Regions from separate parts of the Mus musculus genome. Here region 1 is linked to region 2. A link is a loop called in an ENCODE intact Hi-C map of the cell type or tissue named here. Cell type or tissue: gastrocnemius. All regions are shown on one strand.

What was found. A loop is a pair of places that touch in the nucleus more often than their neighbours do. Peaks named below come from ENCODE experiments on the same cell type or tissue, not always from the same donor. Only the 100,000 strongest peaks of a DNase experiment are listed, where the experiment ranks them.
Region 1: it touches region 2 in a loop (6-fold over the local background); 2 of 42 quality-filtered maps call a loop at or near these places.

What each region holds. Positions count from the first base shown.
Region 1 is chr2:167,689,737-167,697,736 of GRCm38, forward strand. Cebpb (CCAAT/enhancer binding protein (C/EBP), beta) reads left to right here. Exons shown (of 1, transcript NM_009883.4): 1 at 1-696. The coding sequence ends at 176. A530013C23Rik (RIKEN cDNA A530013C23 gene) reads left to right here and starts at 1,023. Exons shown (of 2, transcript NR_110334.1): 1 at 1,023-1,064; 2 at 5,591-7,677. In gastrocnemius, no CTCF peak of the experiment used is centred here; DNase peaks (open chromatin) are centred at 323, 899, 4,805 and 6,382; H3K4me3 peaks cover 4,386 bases; H3K27ac peaks cover 8,000 bases.
Region 2 is chr2:167,821,007-167,829,006 of GRCm38, forward strand. No RefSeq gene overlaps it. Among named protein-coding and RNA genes, the nearest start is that of Gm32600, 4.4 kb to the left of the region's middle. In gastrocnemius, no CTCF peak of the experiment used is centred here; DNase peaks (open chromatin) are centred at 6,498 and 7,464; H3K4me3 peaks cover 1,048 bases; H3K27ac peaks cover 6,153 bases.

The DNA of each region.
Region 1 (8,000 bases), 130 kb before region 2:
GCCGCGACAAGGCCAAGATGCGCAACCTGGAGACGCAGCACAAGGTGCTGGAGCTGACGGCGGAGAACGAGCGGCTGCAGAAGAAGGTGGAGCAGCTGTCGCGAGAGCTCAGCACCCTGCGGAACTTGTTCAAGCAGCTGCCCGAGCCGCTGCTGGCCTCGGCGGGCCACTGCTAGCGCGGCGCGGGTGGCGTGGGGGGCGCCGCGGCCACCCTGGGCACCGTGCGCCCTGCCCCGCGCGCTCCGGCCCCGCGCGCGCGCCCGGACCACCGTGCGTGCCCTGCGCGCACCTGCACCTGCACCGAGGGGACACCGCGGGCACACCGCGGGCACCGCGCGCACGCACCTGCACAGCGCACCGGGTTTCGGGACTTGATGCAATCCGGATCAAACGTGGCTGAGCGCGTGTGGACACGGGACTGACGCAACACACGTGTAACTGTCAGCCGGGCCCTGAGTAATCACTTAAAGATGTTCCTGCGGGGTTGTTGATGTTTTTGGTTTTGTTTTTGTTTTTTGTTTTGTTTTGTTTTTTTTTTTGGTCTTATTATTTTTTTTGTATTATATAAAAAAGTTCTATTTCTATGAGAAAAGAGGCGTATGTATATTTTGAGAACCTTTTCCGTTTCGAGCATTAAAGTGAAGACATTTTAATAAACTTTTTTGGAGAATGTTTAAAAGCCTTTTGGGGGCAGTAGTTGGCTTTTGAAAAAAAATTTTTTTTCTTCCCTCCCGACTTTGGATTTATGCGAGATTTTGTTTTTGTGTTTCTGGTGTGTAGGGGGCTGCGGGTTATTTTTGGGTTGTGTGTGGCGGTGGGTGGGGGTGTCGCATCTGGGCTTTTCTCTTCCCATGGCAGATGGGGTGTCAGCCCCTCCCCCCAGGAGAGGGGGCAGAGTGCCAGGTCAGGAATTCAGGGTGACTCAGCACCCACGGGTGCTGGGGGACTTGCTAGAAACCCTGCTTGGGACGGGCCGCCCTCGGCTTGGTTTGAGTGTCAGACTTGTGTTGAGAGGACTAGACATTCTGTAGGAAAGGCTAGTCCAGACAGCTGGGTCAGGGCAGGTGAGTTCTGTGTGTTTGGTGGTGTGGGGGAGACCGCACGCCTGTTTGGTGTCTGTGTCCCTGTGTAGCTGGAAGAGAGATTGGGCCGAGAGGAAGGTGAAGGGAACACTTCCTACTCTGCTTTCCCTTTCTCACTATTTTTTCTGCCCAGAGGGGACTAGGAGCCTCTCTTACTGCGCTCAGAGTGGCTGAGCCAGGACTTGAACGCAGGGCCAACACTCAGATTTGCCGGGGCAGCTCTGCTGCAGCCGGGCCGCATTAGTGAGAGTTGAGGGTGTCCAAGGAGTAGTGGATGTGCTGTGTCCCGCCGTGCCTGGCACGCCAGAACTGTTACATAAGCGTTTGTTCTTGTTATTATTTTTGATGGGAGGCTCCTGGCATTTGACTGTGTGAGTGTGGAGGCCAGCGTTCTGCAAGCCCTGGGCCTGCCTGCCTGCATCTCCTTCGTGCCTCGTGGAAGGTAGGCACTACTGTGCCTTTTGCTTTATGGATTTGGATAGCTTGTGGCTCTCAGGTCCCGATGAGCACCCTGCTGTGAGGGATTCTGGGTAACGGGTAACAGAGCAGTTTGCCAAAGGCCTAAGGGAGCCTGGGATTTTTAGGGGTGACCAGCGACTCTGGTTGGTGAATAGGGAATCTGTTTTCTTCCCTTACTCTTTGGGAACTTGGAGTGTTAAGCCTGGTGACCTGTCTCCCACTGTCACAGGGTGAGGCTCTCTCCGCCTGCTCAATGCTAAGGTGGTTCGTAGCCTGTACAGACCCTCAGACACTTGGCTTCCATTCAGCTTCCTTCTAGGCCTAGACAGATGGACAGACACTTGACCCGGTGGGCCCGGGAGCCAAGGTCAGTGAAACCTCATGGTCCAGTGTCTTGGTGGCTTCTGTCTACACCAAGTGACTGTTGGTCAGTTCCACTGCTCCAAGACTTAGAAGCCAAGCCTAGGCTGGACCTGGGAGATGAGGGAGGCTCAATCTTTCCAAGGATTCGAAGCATTAATGTACCTCTGCAGCCAGACTGGCCGGCATCCATTTCTCAGCATAAGTAACTTGGAAGTCACAGAAGTGCCACTCCCACTGGAGGTCCATCTCCAGCAAGTTTGGGGTGGGTTTGTAGTCCCTGTCCCTACTCCGAATCCTCCATCCTTCATAGACAGTTCGTTTCCTGGCTCCAAGATCAGGTAGCCCTCCGCAAGTCAAGTGGCAGTACAGACTGGAAGGGATATGAACCCAGGCCCATCTGATAACTGCAGGATCAGGAAGAGCAGGAGTAGGTCAAAGGTCAAAGGCTTTGACTGTCATGAGTGTGGCCCACTGTAGCAGAGGCCACTGATGGGGTGACACACCCCATGGATCAGATCACCGGGCTGCCAGGGACCAGCTGGACCACAAGCTTGGAGACAGAGCAGAGAGACAGGGAGAGGACAGCAGCCTGAAGGGTAATTGTGGGGTGAGGATGGTCTCCCCAGGACCTTGTCACAGGTGGGCTGCCAGGGCAGGTCAGCCAGATTGCCTGCAGCCCCACTGGGTGGTTGTCACTGCTGAGACTTGCTAGGAGGAGGGGCAAGCAGAGCCCTCCCCACGCCTGCTCCGGACGGGCACCTTCACAAAATGTATTCTCTCGTCTTACTGTCTAACGCAGCCACCCACAACCTGGTGACTTTACCCAGGAGAAAAGTGGGTGTTGGAAAGGGAAGCTGGAGGCCGCGCTCGCTGTGGTGATCAGCTCAGCTTTGGCCGGAGCTTCTGCTACAGGGTTCTCCTGCCTGGCAGAGACTGCACCACTGAGAAGGGTAAAGGTTGGCACGGGAGCCAGAGTTGCAGGGGGTGACCATCTCCTACAATCTTTTGAGGAATGTCCCCACCCCCACCCCACATATCCAGCCCCGACTTGTTTGCAGACATTTATTTGCCTGGTTCCTTTTCATTTATGTGACAAACATTTATTGAGCACCAGCTGTATGCCAGCTCCATTGTTGGTGTTGGAGTTGGGTGGGGACAAAGACTGAGGTGACAATTAACAGGGAGAGAAGGACACTTAAATATTCAGCCACTGGAATGACATAATGACAGGTGGGGACAAATACTCAGAAGGAAGAAAAGTGGGGCAGGGAAGGGTGGGGAGGAGCAAGAAGGTCCCTGAGGGCTTCTGAGAGGAGGTGTCTCTCTGGGGCCAGCCTAGGCTGAGTGGAGAGCCCAGGATATTGTGTCCAGTAGTCACTGAATTGCATGCTTCTCAAGCTCTCATGAGACTGGTCCTAGTTCCCACCTCGGGCACAGAGGCAAAGTCACTGTTCTCAGGATGGCTGAGCCTGGGTTGTTTGACTTCCCAGTTCAGTGTGACCCTCTTAGGGCTGATATGCCTCCCCCTCCCTCCCTTACCCTATTCTGGACTACCCGTGGACCTGCTGAGATGGAGGGACCCCGGAGCATCCCATCCGTTACTCCTGCAGGGGTTCAGATGTTGCTATTGACTGAGCACAGGTTTGGGGCAGGCTGGGCAAAGCAGGGGAGGCAGAGAGCTGGTGACCAAGCCCCTCCTGCATCCTTAGAGGCAGTGGCCAGGAGCCTCATTTTGTGATGTTTGGGGACCTCCACCACAACTCTTCACAGGACAGTCTTTGCTCAAAGATCGGTGTGGCTTTTTTTTTTTTTTTTTGTACAAGATTATGGGGTAATTTAAAGGCACAGGATTTGAAGGGGATTTAAACCAAGCAGGGATCTGGCAGGTGGAGGACACATTTACTGTGGATAAAATGATAGGCAGTGTGTGTGTGTTGAAAAAAATGCTACACGCTTCCGTGCCAGACAACCAGTGTTGATGGAGTTGGGATTTCAACCCAGGGTTGGTGGGTTCAGACCCCTCCCTGCTGACCTGACCTTGCCCCAGGGTTGACAACAGGCACACACAACCTCTGAGGGTAAGATGTACCCCAGGACCCATGGCTCTGAGCTTTGTCTCCTGATGGCTGGAGACATCAAACAAGACATTTGACCTTTCTAGGCTTGCACTTCCTTAAGGTGGACAGAGTCCATCTGGCCAACCTACCACAAGCAAATGCTTGCTGCAAACCCCAGGTGAAGGGGATTTACCTGCTAGTAACAATGTAACAACAAGAGAAACAATGTTGGTGATAACTGGTAAGATGGTATTTACCTGTTATCCCAATACTGGGGAGGTAGAGGCAGAAAGGTCAGGAGTTCAAGGTTATCCTCTACTACATAGGGAGTTTGAGGGTAGCCTGGGCTACATAAGACCCTAACTCAACCTCCTCATTCCTTAAAAGGAACCCATAGCAAGTTGGTATAGTCATTTAGATAGTGATAAGAGGCTTGAGAAAATAAGACAGAAGTGGTAGAATGTACCTGAGGTTGGGCCTCAGGGAGTCAGCAGGTGCAAAGGTCCTGAGGCAGGCTGGAGGGGTGGCAGCCAAGGCTAGAACTGATAGAGGAGTGTGGAGGGTCATAGACTTTCTGCAGGGCCTCTGAGGCCAGAGTGAGGCCAACAGAGGCTGTGTGAGGATGGCTGAGTGGGTGCCCCTGCCAGAGCCTGGCACCCATAGAATCCCTGATAAGTCTGGTGACAAACAAAACAGGCCCCTCAGCCCTGGAGGCTAGGCAAAGTGCAGTAGGTGAGGGAGCAGAGTGGCTGCCTGCCTGCCTGCCTGGCCCAGGAGAGCTGAGGGATTCAAGCCTGTGACCCAGGCCCTGGAGCCATTTGAGTTGAGCCGTGTGCCAGGCAGGAAGAGGGGCCAGGCTGGCCAGCAGGGACTGGAAGAACAAAGGCTGTGAGCCAAGAGAGAGAGAGAGAGAGAGAGAGAGAGAGAGAGAGAGAGAGAGAGAGAGAGAGAGAGGGAGAGGAGTTCTCTGGGAAGCTATGACTGTGGGACAGAGGGCAGCCGCCTGGGGATTGGGGTAGGGTTGGGGTGGGGTGTGTGAGTGGACAACAGTCCATGCTGCAGAAGGAAGCCAGGCCTCCTATGGTCTCAGGACTGTAAGATAGGGTGGAGGCTGGACGTCCAAGACACATTTTGTTTTTATTTAATTTCCAGAGATGTGGATCACTAATAATAATAATAATGAAAAAGTCAAAAGCACTCATAATTTTAATATCCAGAAATAAACCTGTTAACTCTTGCTGTGTGGCCCTAGGTATGTTACCTTACCTCTCTGTGCCTCTGATTCATTGCTTATCAAGTGGAGTAATAGCGAACTGGCTTCATAGGGGTAAGGAGGGAGTGAGGACGAGTTGGTTCACCTGACATATTTAAAATGATCCCATCCTAGTTTAGGGTGGGCGTTAGCCACTGCCCTTGTACAGTGCAGCGGAATCTGTCGTGTCCAGTACACGTGAATTGGACAAGCAAGCACTTCTTTACTCTGGCCGTGACAGGGTGATAGGAACATTCCTCAGTGTTTTGAAAAGCTTTGACAGGTTAGTTCATGCAGAGACCTCTGGAGATGGCATTGGTTAGCTTCTAGAATGTTCTTCCACAGATTTTCATTCTCCCCCTCCCCCTTCATTGTAGCTAATGTTGCCAGTGAAGTGTGCACACCTCCTCTTCTCCCTCAGCCATGGGACTGCTCAGGTCTGGGAACAGCTGCCTTGTGGAGAGACTACATTCTCCAAGCTTCTCTTGCAGCTAGGAATGACCCCCTGAGCTGTGAGCATAAACTGTAGGAGGGGCTGCCGGGAACATCTCTGCAGGATCCCGTCCTTCCTACATTCTGCCCGGAACTCAGATGTCTAGAGCTGCAGAGACCATCTTGACCCCAGGGGCAACGCTTCACGCTTCACGCATAGTAGCAAACCCAAAAGACAAAAGGCATTGAGTCCCGTTGGCGGCAGAGGCGGAGCCTCAGTCCTGATGGCGGAGGAGGAGCCTCACCGGTCCTTGCTGACCCTGCTCTGCACTTGTTTGTGTGAAGAAAAGAAATCCCTGTTCATTGAGACCTTTGTCACTCGGTTTCCTGTTACTGGCAGCTGAATACATTTCTGACACATTTGCTCAAACAGCGCGGAGCTCACTGGGCCTCTTTGTCACCTGTGTTTCTCAGGGGTGGCCTAGTGCTTCCTCGTCTGGGCTGTTCTGCTGACACCGTTCCCCAGAGAAGAGAAAAGGTCTCTCTGTTAGATGAGGTGAAAGGGTTGATTTAATTCATTTGAATTACAGAAGTCATGTGTGAAGGCGTCTGGTGTCTCCAGATGGCTCTGGAGTTCTCAGCATGCTTCAGGTCAGGCGTGACCCAGGCCCTTGGGCTGGGTAGAAACTTCTCGGCTGGCTTCAGCTGGCTTCAGACCCTGCTTTCCCACCCTAGTCCAGAAAGGGGGCCCACGAGTGTCAGAGAGGTTCAGGCCCTGCAGTGGCGCTTAGAGCATGTTGTCAACTATTGTCACCTGGAATGACCTCTTTGCCCTAAGCTCCAGCCACCAGCACCTGCTCCCTGGAGATGCCAGCCTGCCAGGGCTAGAAGGCACCTTCGTCAGGCACAAGGGCCAGCCCACCAAGATCGCTGTGGGGCGAGTCAGGAGGCCAGGGAGCTGGCAGGGTAAGTTATTATTTTTATAGCTGTCACCAGATCCCTGGCCCAGCCTTGCAGCCCTGGCAGGGACAGAGGCAGCCTGGGAGAAGGAGGACGCCTTAGAGGCTTGGTAGTCAGGGCAGGGGCTGTGGAGAAGGGAACACCGGGGCAGGTCAGGGCCTGCTGGGCCTCGGCTTCTCCTGCTTCATGGGGTGAAGGGCTGGTGACTGATACACAGACATGGCATCTCTTGCCTTCGTCCCTGACCCCAGGCATGTGCCATGAGGTTCTCCCAGGCCATTCCAAGAACTGCATTGCACCCTGCTCGAGTCCCCTTAGGCCTACTCCAAGACCATGTGTGACTTCCTTTACAGCCTCATCCTGTCTGTCCATGTGGCCAACTCCTGCTGTGGATTCCTCTTCCTTAGTCTACCATCACACCTGCAAAGGCACTTAGCTGTCCCTGCCGGGGGCCTCAAAGGGCCAAGCCAATGCCCAAGAGCCCCTCCCTACACCCAGGTTATCAGTACTCTGATTTTGTTGTTAGGACAGTATGGCATGTAGCCCAGGTTACCCCTAAAATGCTGATCCCCTTGCCTCTATTTCTGGAGTGCTGGGATTAGAGACCTACATTATGCCAGTTTCATGAAATGTTGGGGATTGAACCCCTGACCTTGTACACACTAGACAAGCTGCATCCCCTGCCACTATACCGTGAGTTCTGATAACAAGAACTTGTTCACCCATTTCTGTGAATTGTGTTAAAGGAATCCCATGCTTGGTCCCCAACTCCAACTTCACGTTTCTCTAAGTGGCAGTGTGTGACTTGCTAGTCCTTTTTATTGCTGAGTGGCCACTCATTTTATAGCTTGGGGACAATTTGGTTTCCATCTGGGCTCTTTAGGGGTGGCTGAGATGGATACTGTACAAACATGTGGTCCAAAGTGTGTGTGTGTGTGTGTGTGTGTGTGTGTCTGTCTGTCGGTCTCTGTGTTAAAAAACACTTGTCATCTTGAAAAAGATTGAAGATTTATAGGAAAATGACAAACTTGGGCATATTTCATCTGGACTGGGAATAAATCATTGAGTTCTCACCAGTCCTTCATTATTTGTTTCTCGTAAACTTTTTGTTGGTGCTAGAGAGAGGGCACAGTCATTAAGAGCACCGGCTGCCCTTTCCAGAGGACCTGGGTTCAATTCCCAGCACCCACATGGCAGCTCACAACTGGAGTCTATAATATCAGTTCCAGGGGACCATCACACAGACAAATATGCCAGCAAAACACCAATGCACATAAAATAAAAATAGGTAAATCTATTAAAATCTTTGTTTCTTGGTGGGCAGTGATGGCACACAGTTTTAATCCCAGCGCTTATAGGGCAGAGGCAGGTGGATCTCTGTAAATTCAAAGGCAG
Region 2 (8,000 bases):
CACTGCCTTCCACTGAGCACAGCAAAGGCCTGAGGAAACCCGTGGATGGCCGGCACTATGCAAATAAACTTTCTAAACTCCAAAACACTGAGTGGTCCGAAGTCCAGAGACAGAACGGGTTTCCTGTAGCTGGAGGGGATCTTTAGAAGATCTGCTTAGCTGTGGGGGGAACTACAGGGTCTTTCCAAAAAGAGAGCTGTGTGGCTCACTCTGAAATCCAAGTAGTCACCAAGGAGGAGAAGGTGGTGAGAGAATCAACACTACCACTCCCAGCCTCTGCCTCAGAGTCTCGAGGGGAGAAGCTCGCTGATGTGAGGCAAAGCCAGAATGGAGCGCTGAAGGCTGGATGTGCAGGGCGGGCTCCACCGGGGTAGAGTTGCCCAGCCACAGGGGATGCTGCCAACAGTCCCTTTAAAGTGTTTGTTTTTCTGATTGTGGTGACAATGGTATGCTTATTGTTAAACCACCTCCAATATCTCAGAGAAGCATTTAAACAGTGGCTCCAACCCAGAGTGGTTTGGTCCCTGGAGGAGCAGTGTCTGGGGACATTTGGGGTTATGTTGGGGACAGGGTGCCGCTGGCATCTAGTGGGTAGAGACTCAGACCCCACAACATTCTCTGAGGTTTAAAGAGACCCCACCTACCTCAGTGGTGTCCAACTGTATGCAAAGGGATTTAAAGATGGAAAACATTTAGTATAGTATTCCTTTGGGGTCAGCACTTGGGAGGCTGAAGCAGGAGGATTGTCGTGAGTTCCAGGCCAGTCTGAGTAACATGTCAAGTCCAATGCCCACCAAGCCTGAAAACCTGAATCCCATACCCAGACTCGCATGTTCTGTAGGGCTGGAGAGATGGCTCAGAGGTTAAGAGCCTCTGGTGCTCTGGCAGAGGACCTGGGTTCGAGTCCCAGCATCTGCACGGTGGCTCACACCATCTGTAACTCCAGTTCGAGGGCATCCAACAAGCACGCACCGGTGCATATATACTTCACACAGGCAAAGAATTCATAGTCACAAAAGGAAGTAAGCAAATCTGAGCAAAGCAAAACCAACAAAGTCCTTCAGCAAAAATAATCCCTGACCAAAAGCAACTTGGTGGGGAGACGATTTGCGTGGCTTACACTTCCAGGTCACAGATGATCCCTGAGGGAGGTCACAGCAAGAACCCCTTGTCAGCTTGTTCTCAGACTTGTGTTCAGCTTAGCTTTCTTATCTAACCCAGGATCACGGGCCCAGGGATCAGTGCCCTCCGTGGCGGCTGGCTCTTCCTACACAGTTAACCATCAAGACAACCCTTCCACCCCACGCCACCCCCAAGACAGGCAGACCTGAGCTAGACAACCCCCAGCCATGTCTTCTCTTCTCTGAGTGACTCGAGGCTGTGTCAGCTTGCCAGTTAGGAATAACTGGTACACCACCCAAAGGTAGAAGGAAAATAAACTCCACAGAGATGTGCCATGGCATGCCACATGCATGGACACGCACACGCACACACACCCCCGCACGCACACACACACACACACACACACACACACACGCACACACAAGCAAATGCACACTAAGTAAAACCTTTTAGCTCTTCCCAAGTCCTCTCACGCAGGACACTGCTGCTTTGTGAGTGCCCACTTTGGGATCCATTGGCACAGCCTGCACATGTGGTCTGAGACACCAATCGCATCCACACGGGCCTGTTCCTACTACGAGTTTTGGGGGGTCTCTAAGGCCACTTTATTATTTCTGTACTATTTATCTCTTGGCCTTGATTCTGGGGACCCAGCCACCACTTTTAATGATTAATTCTAACACAATTGAACTTTGGGGTATCTCACTGTATAGCACAGGCAGGCCTTGAACTCATGGTGACTCTCCTGCCTCGGCCTCCTCAGTGCTGGGTCAGAGACATTTGCTGCCCCTCCCAGCTGGCTTAGTGTAGTCTGTCTCCTCCTCTGTGAATATGCATGTTAACTTAGTGGCCCACATCACTCAGCATTCCTTTGCAGACCGTGGGTCCTTTATTTTCATGAGCAAGGTTTTACCAAGATCTCTTGTCCTCAGAATTGTCTGGGGCCTCTCATACGTTGAGTGGAGTGCCCCACATGTGCCCAACATCTCCAGGACACTTTAGAACTTCTGATCTTTGGCTATCGGGTGTGAGGTCATTCTGCCCTCAGGAACCATGTGCTATCCTCTCTGCACAGAGCAGGAGGCCTACTTCTCCACAGCCCCAAGCTTGCCAATCTGTGTATATGCCAATCTGATAGGTGGGAAATGACATCATTGCAGCTCTTATTGGCATTTCCTTGGTTTGCTGTCAGAGCAAAATGTGTCTTCATGTGATCGATGCATTTAGTAGTTTTTTTTCCCTTGGTGACTAGTTAGTTTTGTGTTTATCTTATTTTATTGTTTTGCAAGAACTCTTTGTATATTAAGGATATGGGCCCTTTCTGAGAGTTCCACGCTTCCCTGATTTCCCTTCCCCTCTTCCTTCTTTGCTTTCGAAGATTGTGCCTGAAGTTCCCTGGAGCAGTTCACGGTCTGCATTGGGAAATAGCTCTGGTAACATGCTGTCTTACAGCACCCTCTGTTCCTGCCCTGTGCAGCACAGCCTCTGCCCACCGTGTGTCATTAACCCCTGCTCTTTAGCTACCGCCCAGCAGATCGCTTTCCTGGCTGGGAGCAGAGTTTCATTTTCACCTTCCCACTGGCCCAGTGCCCCGAGACTGTTTACATAAGAAACGGTTTGATTATACTGTGCAGCCAATGGCAGCCTTTCTCAGAAGAGAGGGGCCAGGAACATATAATCAGAGCCACTAACTGCACACAAAGCCTCACGGCCCACTCCGGGTTTCCCACCATCCCTAATGACAGTTTTTCAGGGAAAAATAAAAGCGGAGTTATGACCTCCTGCTAAAAACGTGTTAAGGAACAGGCTTTTAAGAGGAGACTGCGGCCTCAGCCTTCCCATCCTAAAATCCCGGCACTGCAGCTCACAGGCTTTGGGAAAAGTCATTTCAATACCGGGATCACTTGTAAAACCATCACTTTCAAGGTCCAGGGAGAGGGTTCGCCTTCAGGGGCCTGAAGCCTCCACTGAAAGTGCTCTCTCCAAAGAACCAAGCACCCATAATTTCTCTTGCAGGTTCCTTCAGTCCTGTGGCATGATGACAAAACCAAAGACTCATGTTCTTTCTGTCCCCCCCCCTGCCTCCCCACCCCCACCCTGTTCTGGATGCTTGCTTCCCCTCCTGTTTTCAAGGCGGCTGCTACAGCTCCAGGCGCCATAGACAATATTCCACAAAGACAAGGCTGGCTACCTCTGCTCGCCTGTCTCCTCCCATGAGCCGCACTCCCCCTGAGACTTCTCATTATATCACGGGTCTAATTCCCAATCAGTCATCAATAGGGAAGGAAAATGTCTCAGACTGGCTTATGCCTGCAGCAACCTGCTTGGGGGCGAGGGTAAAGACGCCCTGGACATACAGGCTGACAACCACGGAGCAAAACTGAGCCCTGCTAGGAAAGAAGGCATGGGCAGGAAGGGTCGTGGGCACAATTCCGGGCAACCATTAGGGGCATTAAGGGTAGACGTGGCAAACTCCAGCCATGTACAGTCCTCCCTAGAGGAGGACCACTGCTGCCATAGGCCAGAGAGTCTCTCAGCGCATCAGGATCTAAGCTTCAGGATTCTCATGTGGATAGCCCACGGCCGGTGACCTCACACTCAGCAAGTCCTGAGAGCACACCCACCCCATCTGTCAATCACTGTGCCTGAACCCCACCTCCCCTTCCCAGACCTTGGTAAGTAATCTGGCTGACATTTGGCCTTTCATGGCCTGTGCCGTCCCCTCTGTCTAGAGCCCTCCTGCTCTGTCCTGTCTCCTTGCTCAGAGAAGCACCTCTAACCCCACTGCTGCACAAAGGCCTCTGCTACCCCTTGAGCCATTGAACTGGTCTGGGTGAGCGCACAGCTCAGCCCACCTCCCTGTGGACTCTACCAGACTCAAAGGGGGAGGGGGAGGGGAGAGGAAGGGGGAAGGGGAGAGTTTATCATCTTTGTCATCATCATTATTGTTGTTGTTATTGCTTTAATCTCTTTGAAGGAATGAATGGATGCAGGCTGGAGGTGTGTCTCAGTGGGCAGAGCACCTGCCTGACACACCTTCAGTCCTGGATTTGACCCTGGGCACCCCATAAGCCAGTTATGATGGTTACACCCAGTCATTCCAGGGGGGGTCAAAAGTTTGAGGTCACCCTGACTACACAGCCAGTAAAGACCAACTTGGGCTAGAAAGAAAACAGGGGAGTGGGGTGAGGGGCCTGCCCACTACTCTGTAGTCGGAACACTCTTTCCAAGAGACGACTCTAACTGTGGTATTCTCCTGTCTACAGTCCCCATGGATCCGGTTACCCTCAAGGCTAAGCCCAGGGCCTTAAGTGGCTTTCCCAGGCCACTGGAGGGGCTGCCACACACCTGGCTGCAGCTCCCCTATCCTTGAACACCTCACTCTGTGCCCCAGAGCCTCATGTTCTCCCTGCTCCTGGGCTTGGCTATGCTCTGTGCTTCTCCTGGGAATCCAGCTTCTCTCCTTCCATCTGCTCTGCCAACCTCTACCCACAGCTTCACACAGGTTCCAAATGGCTACGCTGGCCCTGTCACTCCTTCATTCCAGTCAGTGGGAAGTGAGAGTCCCGTTTATTTACAGAACTGTGGGAAGAAGCAGCTGAGGGCAGGCCCCAGACCAGTTCTATACACGTGACCTTTTGTCCTGGACACCTTACCCGGAAGACTCTGAGGCCCAGTGAGATGCGTGTAGCCGGGGGCAGTGGGGCTCATTCATCTGGCTGGCAACATCAGCACCATCCTGAGTGACACTCCTCCTGACAGGGACTCACTCAGAGACAGGACAGAGTCCTGTCCAACATGGACCCCACTCCAGCTGCCTGGCCCCAGACCTGCACATTTTCTACCCTGAGGGAGGGCTCCCCTGTTTTGCTGAATCCCCCCCCACACACACACTCCCCACCCCCAGCTAGGTCCCTCTGCCCTGGTCTCTATCAGGAAATCTCCTTACTGTCCCTAAAATGCCACAGCCTGACCCCAGGTGTCTCCCATCCTGAGTGCTGCTCAGCTGACTTGGCAGGGATACACAGGACAGTGTTCCAGATCCTTCCTCCCTCCGCCCTTCATCCAGAAAACCGTAATTCTGTAACGGGGCTTGTGTGCCTCTTCCTCCATTGGGTTCAAAGCCCATCGTGGGCAAGAGAGACAGGGTTGCAATAGAGGACCATCCCCATGTTGGCCACACCCACACTAGCACTGAACAATTGATCCCATTTCACAGCTGAGAAAACCAAGTCTCAGAGACTCAAGGCCCCTCTAAGCCCATACTAAGAGATGGGGTCAAGTTTTGGATTCGAGGCCAGATCTCAGAATGAGATAAATACTAGACTGCCAGGAAAAGGAAGGATTCTGAATTTGGCCATGGAGGCTACGGTGTTCATGTATGTCCATTCGTGCTCTTCAACTTGGGTGACTGTGTCCCTAGGGCATGTTTACTGCTGTCCACAGACATCTGTGGCCATCGTGATGAGGGAGGCCCCTGCTCCTGGGACCTAGCATACAGAGGCCCCTGCGGTGCCCATGGACCCTTGGAGTGAGGGACTTGACTGCCTGATCGTGAGCCAAAATTCTGAGTCCCACCTCCAAGGCAGTGAGGTTAGGCTTCGCCGAAGCCGGAGTTTCAGAACGATTTCTATCAAAATTAGAGAACAGCAATAAAACCAGAAAAGGAACCAAGTAACTCGGGGAAGTAACAGTGGCCCCATCATAAGAGGCAAGTGAGAGGTGAGAGATCAAAGCCACACACAGCCACGGAGAATCGGAGAATCGGTGTGCTCGGCACAGGGGCTCCGTTGAGAGGCCATCCTTAATTTATAGGAAAGTGCCAGGCTACAGAGGGGGATACACGAGAGGCTCCCTAGGCTGTGTGATGTTAACAGTGAAGACTCTGGCAGGAGAAAAGCCGTAACTGTTCAGGGACCAGGGAGGAAAGACTGGCACAGCCCTCTGTGATGTGAGGTAAGCTGACGTGGATCTGCTCCAGAAAACTGTCATGGGGTGAAGCTTAAAAGCCAGCTGCAGAACCAGGTGACGTGGGACAAGCCCCAGACAGACACCACTGCGTCCTCCACTGTCCCTCCCTCAGCACAGGACCCTGATTTTGAAACCACCACCTTCTCAGTATCCTCCCAGCCATGAGGATGTTCTGGGTGGCAGTCGGTAAGATGGGGAAGCCCCCAGGTGGGACTCTAAAGAAGCCACCTGTCTCTCCCAGGGAGTGCTCCCTGTTCAGCCTTGATTAGCATCCCTGCTGGGGTAGGAGCAAATACCAAGCAGGGAAATGGCCCTCCAGGCGAGCTTGAAGTTGACATACCCAAGTGGGTCATCGGTGACAGCCCTGAGCATGTCCACCAGCTGGGACCTGTCCCCACACAAACACAGGCCTCTCAGATGTGACGAGCACTTGTCTGCACAAGCCTCTGGGGGCCGGTCCATTTTCCTTGTGGCCAAATACTGTCCCCGCCATGTGGTAAACACATGCCTCCGTGTCCCCAGCCCTCCAGGACAGAATTACATCCAAGAACTGGCAATGCAGCTAAAGGCTTTTTCAAAACAAGATTTTTTTTCCAGAAGATATTTATTATTTTTGCATTTATATGTGAATGTGTGCGCGCCTATGGGCATTTATGAGTACCACCTGAATGCAGATCCCTCTGGAGGTCAGAAGAGGGCATTGGGTGCCCCCTCCCTAAGCTGGACTTACAGGAGGCAGTGAACTACCCAAGAGGGATGCTGGGAACAAACTCAGGTTGTGGAAGAGCCATGCATGCTTTAATGCTTGGCTAGGTCCTCAGCCACACAGGCACAGGCTTTGGAAATACATTGGGAACGCTGGGCGTGGTGGCAAGCGCCTTTTACCCCATGATTCAGGAGGCAGAGGTAGGCAGATCTCTGTGAGTTCAAGACCAGCTAGGGCTACATAGTGAAACCAGGCAGGGTGTGTGTGTGTGTGTGTGTGTGTGTGTGTGTGTGAGGCTGTGGGGGGGGGGGACGGTGGTGGAAAGAACATGCAGTATACAGCCCACCGCCCAGGCAGCACCCTCCTGGACACTACATTCTCAATTCACCCATGGATTAGTCCCCTTTCCTTCTGACCCAAGCCCACAGGCCAAAGGGCACCTAGAGGGCACCCCAGCCAGCTGTGAAGAGCTAGGATGGTAGAATAGGGAGAAGGGAGGCTCCACCTCACAGGAGAGAGGCCTTGAACCAGGAAGGGAGGCTGTGGGCCGTGCAGATGGCCTCATGAGGCAGCCTCTGTCCCTGTCCTCCCGCACAGACATGCGATGCCCCCCCTCCCCCGGGGAGGTGGCCTGGCCACTGTCCCTGTTGTCTGTCCTTTTCCCAGAAGTGGGAGGCCGGCTCCCTTTATCTCCAGGCCAAAGTCCCCCCTCCCCCCAGGGAAGAGAAGGAATGTCACCTGTCATCATGGGGCTGGTGAGTCACCTCCTGCTGGCTGGGGGCTACAGTCTGCCAGAACACTGCCTCCTGCCTCTCAGCTCCTGGGGGAGGGGGTGAGATTCTTACTCTGAAAATGGCCAATGATACCTCTCATCTGGAGTGAAGGATTCTGGCTTTCCTGTCCTTACCTAGTGACTTAAGGTGGCCATGGCTCTTTCTTTGGCCCCAGTCACACACTTGACACATACATTCTGCTCGTGCTAGCCAAGTTCAGGGCACTGGGTATGTACCAAGAGGGACACAGGAGGCTGCCTTGCTCCAGAACGACAGCGGGACCAGGTTGGAAATCAGCCTGATAGTGAGACCACCTGCCCGTGTTCTCTGTGTCTTGGCTTGGGAGTAACCTGGGGAAGGGACAGGCAATGCTGTTGTACAGGTCCTGGAAATGTCACCTGGAAATGCCTCAGACTGGCAGTCACAGA